Linked DNA regions of Homo sapiens: region 2 is linked to region 1. Evidence: chromatin loops called from intact Hi-C (ENCODE). Cell type or tissue: HepG2. All regions are shown on one strand. Links, peaks and the distances in the headings refer to the core of each region. The heading gives the core; the rest is flanking DNA. Region 1 overlaps DAPK1 (death associated protein kinase 1). Region 2 overlaps DAPK1 (death associated protein kinase 1).

Region 1 (2,916 bases), core at 118-2,617:
CAAGGAGACCTGCTACGTGCTCGTGCTGTTCCGATCTAGCAAGATCTTCTGCCGTCTTTCCGTCCTGTTGGAGAAAAATGCATTAGTTTCTTTTCTCTGAAAAGGAGAGCTGTGTGTGTTCCATACGCCAATTCCGTGGGTCTGAGGCAGAAACAAGCATAGCAGGTGTGAGAAGCAAGCCAGGTGGACAAAGAGCACGTCTCGGTGTGTTTCTCTGGCTGTGCAATCCTTATTTCACTTGATTGTCCAGGACAGGAAGGTAAGACGCAGGAACAAAGCACATGTTGGTGTCTTCCTGTCCAATAGCGACACCTTTCAGGTCCACAGGTTTAATCACAACTCAACAGCCTCCTCAGCTGGCTGGTTCCTCCCTGTCCTGAACCCCTCTCTCCAATCTCCAATCAGGCAGACAGTAAAGATTCTCATCAGGTGCCAAATTCTAGTTAGTGCAAGCTACTGTGTTATAATCCTTACAGGGACAAACCCAGCCCTTGCATGATACCAGCTCCTGGTAATTACTGTGCATTTCAAAGGAAATACTTAGTTTGACAGGCAATTTTGATTGAAAGATCTTTTGGTGAACAGAAAACAAGGAAATAAGAGTCCACAGCACTTTTATGCTTGCTTTTTATTTAGAGATTTTTCATAGGCTGCAGTTTCACACTGAATAAATTTGTTTCTGTATCTACACCATGAACATACACGATGACAGCAAGTATTTATTGAACACCACCTCATAATATGTGCTCGACCCAGCTCTCAGTGCTCTCTGCAAGCCTCAGTCCTTGAAGTCACCCCTGAGAGGCAGAAGCTGTCACTGTTCCCCTGCCACTGGGGAGAAAAGGGACATGTAGGGGCTGTTCTGTTGCAGTTTTAGAGATCACTAAAAATTCAAAAGTAGAAAAGATGAAAAGCAATTTAAAAAAATGAAAATGAATGTTTTTTTTTAATAAAAAAGTAAGGATTTGGTTTATCTATCAATGTGTATCAATAACAAAGTTGCATCCTTGTAGAAGCTTAGGGATATCCGAAATCTACTTAACAGCAACCTCTCAATTCCTCAACCCAAGTCACTCCCAGAGTCATGCCTGGGGTCCCATTCAGACACTGTTGCTCAATCTTGCCAACACTGACATTTTGCACCAGGCAATTCTCTGTTGCTGGGCCTGTCTTGTGCCTCTTAGGAATTTTAGTAGCATCTCTGGTTTCTACACACTAGGTGGCAGTAGCACCCCCTAACTCCCAGTTGTGACAACCAAATAGGCATTGGCAATTGCTGGGGGAGGAGGCAAAATTGCCTTGCTGAGAACCACTGCCTTAGGCTGCCGGTTGAAGCCCAGGTGGCTGCTCCAGTGGAGGCTTGCTGTGCAGTCAGAACTGCCCGTCTCTCTGTTCCCTTAAATTCCTGAAATATCCCCCAGTGGGCAGGCCAGGGCTTCAAGCTTGCTTTGGGGGTGAATTAGGTGCCTTATCAGACACTGCATCTCCAACCAGGGATCCATGCCAAATGCTCTAGTTTTTTTGTGGACACAAGAAAAGTCCATAAAGAGAAGGGGTTCTCCATTACACTCTGGAATCACCTGTAAAACTTGAAAATATCCTGTCGCCCAGCTCCCACACAGACACTGCTGTCAGCAGTATGGGGTACATCCTGGGCTCCCAGGTTAATTCTATTATGCAGCAAGGTTTGGGAACCACTGCCCTAGTTAGAAGAAATCTGAGCCTTGACTGAAGTTTCCTGCCCCCGACACGTCTGAACAGGACGTTCCTCTTGCAGAGCTCAGACGCGCACAAAACACAGGCAGAGGCCTTTCACCGACAGGATGAACTCTCCACTGTTCAACCTCTTCAAAGTCAAGAGAACCACCATCAACAATACTTCCTCACAGCCAGGCATGGTGGCTCATGCCTGTAATCCTAGCATTTTGGGAGGCTGAGGTGGGTGGATCATCTGAGGTCAGAAGTTTGAGACCAGCCTGCCCAACATGGTGAAACCCCGTCTTTACTAAAAATACAAAAATCAGCCAGGTGTGGTGGTGCATGCCTGTAATTCCAGATACTCAGGAGGCTGAGACATAAGAATCGCTTGAACCTGGGAGGCAGAGGTTGCAGTGAGCCAAGATCGTGCCACTGCACTCCAGCCTGGGTGACAGAATGAGACTCCATCTCAAAAAAAAAAAAAACAAAAACAAAAACATATATATATATAAAATAAAAATGTTTCCTCACATTTGCACTGCACTTTACAGCTTGCAAAACATGTTGCTCTAAAGGACACTATTCAGACTTTCAACAGAAATGCCTGGCAGTGCAGGAGACAGTTTGAAGTTGGGAGAAGACCCAGTTTGAAGTCCTGAACCCACCCCTCACCGGCTATGTGGTGGGTCACTCAGCCTTCCCAAGCCTGGGTTTCCTCATCTGCAAGATGGAAAATGGCACCCTCCCTGCACAGGTTCTTGAGCAGGTGAGAGAAAACCAAATGGAAAGAACCAGCACAGTGCCAGGCACAGAAGAAGCAAGCAGTGTTGGAAATTATTCACAGAAGAGCTGAGAATTGCCCTAACTACCTGGCCTTCTGTCTGAGAGGGAAAGGGGCAGAAGTCAGATCTCTGCATTTTGGTCTTGGCTCTACTGGACACCCCGACGGAGGCTGCAAAAGCAACACTTACACTTGCTGCCCTCCTCCTTACCAACAGGGCTCATGGACTCAATGAAGTGCATGCATTGAAAAGATATAGAAAGATGGCCAAGTGTCTCAGCACTCAGCTGTCCATCATCTCAACGTGAGCCCTGGGGACCAAGTGGCTGCAGAAGGGTGAGTTGGGTCCAGAAATCACGGTGTCTCTTGTGCACCAGCAGCCCACAACACTACATTCTAGACTGTGGGCAGTGATTCCCAAGTTGGCCCCATGACAT
Region 2 (2,916 bases), core at 109-2,608, 97 kb after region 1:
GTGTGTGTTGGGGTGTGTGTGTGTGTGTGTTGGTGTGTGTGTGTGTGTGTGTGTGTGTGTGTGTGTGTGTTGGGGGGTGGGGGATGGGGCCTAGGCTCTGGGTCTCTTCACAAGAAGTCAGGTTCCCCACAGAGCCAAGTTCCCCTCATGTTTAAGCTCCAGGAGAAACCAGCCCATGATTACAATTTCACAGGCAAACACCAGCAACAGTTCAGATACTTGCTCCAGGGTTCCCAGCAATGCTGACTCTGCAGAGAGAAACAGAGAGCAGAAGCCTGGGGTCTCCCATCTTGTCCTCAGGTAATGGCTTTTGTTCCCAGGGTACAATTAAGTCACTGTTCCCTTAGTGTGTGTGTACCGAATACACAATGCCTTCTATTCTCAAGGCCTAAAGAAAACAGGCGTTGGCATGAGGCATCCACATTTTCTTTAATGAACTAAACAGCCCAACCTGAAATTCAAGTGCTAAACTTTCAAGAGCAAACAAAAAGCTCGTGTTCCAGTCCAGTTCACTGAAACCAAGTGACTTTTCTATCAGCCTCAAATCCTGGGGGTGTTTACTTACTTATTCTTCTCTTATCAGCACAGTTAGGGGTCAGTTCCACATGTAAGCAAGGGAAGCAAACTGAGCATATGACACTTCAGATGGGAAGAAAAAAATCTCTGAGACTCTTACTCGACACCCTATGTGTTTGCAAATGGTTTCTCTCCCCTCTCTGCTGTTCCTGAAATCTGGGGAATCAGGCATTTTGAACAGCTGAACAGGCAATTCAATCTTTGGAATGAAATCTTCTAAATCACTGCTATGAATGATGACTCCTTCCTATAAAGAATTCCCTAAGAAGTGCACGCCTGGGTTAAGCCAGGTTTTCACTCCTCAAGCAGTCCCTTGTTTGTAGGTGTCACATAGACTACAGTTCTGCAGAGGAAAACATGTATTATTTACGAGAGGTACAACTGGCTTTTTGGGTTTTTTTTACATACAAAATAATGAAAAGAATGGGAAAGCTCCTGTCCCAACCTGGGGGTAATATTCTTCAAGGTAAAGCAAAGTATTTGATGATATAAAAAGAGGCATCTGGCAGATTTACATCAAAGCCATTTTAAGCTGTTATAAAATTAGTTCCCTAAACATAATTTTTCTCTTCTTTGCTAATGGACAACTTCTAGTACCTCTCTGTGTTAATAATTAGACAAAGCTGGAGTCAGAAGTGAAGTTTCTATTAGACAGAGAGGCATAAACAGAGTAAGAATGAAGTGTGTCTTGTGTACATATGGGAGGGAAAATGAGGTTCAAGAGTCCATAAAAGCTTTAGTAATATTTGATCAGCAGTGTTTGTGCCTTCTTTTTCCTGGACTGCAACTAACATAAATTTTTCTCTTATCAAAGTGATTAAAAAAAAATAGAAAGTGACTCAGTTATGCAAACTTCAAGATAAGGTGTAAAAGAATCTGATGCAGGAAAAAACACACATTGCTTTTGTCTTATAAGCATTTCTAGCTCATTAAGACTCAGAAACACAAATATAATAAGACCAGAAATAAAATCATGACATTCGGAAGTCTAGAAGTAGTAGTTTATGGTGATTTCATTAATCAGAAAATAATACCTAAAACTTTATTTACCAATTTAGTGAAAGTTGTTTTCTGAAGTCTTAAAAATAAAGGAAGAGGACAAATAGTTCTCAGCCTTGCATTTACAGCTGTTTGGCACCACTTCTATAAACCACCCTTCCAGCCAAGAAACTTAACACAAGATTAATGGACTGGAAGACCTCTCGTAGGGAAAGCCTGGGTTTAACCAAAAGGCACTGCTACACACCCGGATGCACCCGCATTGACACTGACAGGATCCAGTTCTGCACCCACTTCCTTTGAAAAACATGGCCTATCAGCTTGAATTCTCCAGCAGTGAGAACTTAGGTAATCACACGTTTTGAGCCTAAACTGACATCCATTTCAAAAGATCGATTTTCCATCCAACTGCTTGTCAAAAGTAGGACACTAAAGTATTTATATGTATTAATTGCAAATTGAAATAACCTATCTGCGTATTTCTATATGGGCACCTGCGATGAAGCACATAAGTCAATGATCACCTGAGTCTCGCTGGAGGTAGAGCTTTGAAAAATACAGGTTCCTGGGCTCCCCCGTGAACTCTGGATTCAGTCCATGGGGCAAAGCCCAGCAACCTGCATTTTAAAGAGCTCCTGGGTGCTTCTGATGCACAGTGAACTCTAAAACTCACAGACTGGAGTAGTAATTCTCAACCATCGTCAGTGGGGGAGGGGAGCTGTTGAAAGTCCAGATGCCCTCACCAGACTCCACACCAATTAAGTCCTAATCTCTGAGGCTGAGCCCAAGTACAGGCAGTGTTTAAAGTTCAGAGGGATTCCCCAACCAGCCAAGGCTGAGAACCACTGAGGTTAATGCAAAGGGATGCTACTTATTAAAAAAACACACGTGACCTGGAGAATTTCCTCTATCAAGAGAATCTGCCTCGCCCCACACCTCCAGTATTTTTTAATCACTCCTACTAAGTTAGCTGGATTCTGTATTCCTCTAAAATTCCTTTCTCAGTATAAAGTCTGCTCATCACATCAGACCACCACACATCTGAGGACAAGAAATGAGTTCTTTACTGTGGAGAGCTCCCCTTTCCCACCCAGGGAGTAAATGATCAAGGCCTGCAATTTGGAAGTGGACCAGTTTTGCAACAGCCCCAACACTATATGGCTCAGAGACCCATTACCCACTCTGCAAGGATTTTTAGAAAATGATTTGTAATAACTTGGGTGCATCACACAAGGTACATGTGACAGCCTTCCCCTTCCATATCCTAGTGGGTTGTCACCTTGTGCAGAGAGGACGGAGGAGGCACGGTCAGGCTGCAAGGTGACGCCACCCACACTGCAT

The links. Peaks named below come from ENCODE experiments on the same cell type or tissue, not always from the same donor. Only the 100,000 strongest peaks of a DNase experiment are listed, where the experiment ranks them.
Region 2: it touches region 1 in a loop (19-fold over the local background); 3 of 110 quality-filtered maps call a loop at or near these places.

The regions. Positions count from the first base shown.
Region 1 is chr9:87,665,745-87,668,660 of GRCh38, reverse strand. DAPK1 (death associated protein kinase 1) reads right to left here. Exons shown (of 26, transcript NM_004938.4): 19 at 1-64. Among named protein-coding and RNA genes, the nearest start is that of CTSL, 59 kb to the left of the region's middle. In HepG2, for the core only: a CTCF peak has its summit at 1,219 (motif pointing right); a DNase peak (open chromatin) is centred at 1,220.
Region 2 is chr9:87,568,591-87,571,506 of GRCh38, reverse strand. The region is part of intron 2 of DAPK1 (death associated protein kinase 1); the gene reads right to left. Among named protein-coding and RNA genes, the nearest start is that of DAPK1-IT1, 17 kb to the right of the region's middle. RefSeq lists enhancers at 1-374, 1,199-1,368. In HepG2, for the core only: no CTCF peak of the experiment used is centred there; DNase peaks (open chromatin) are centred at 526, 1,276, 1,866 and 2,276; H3K4me3 peaks cover 1,940 bases.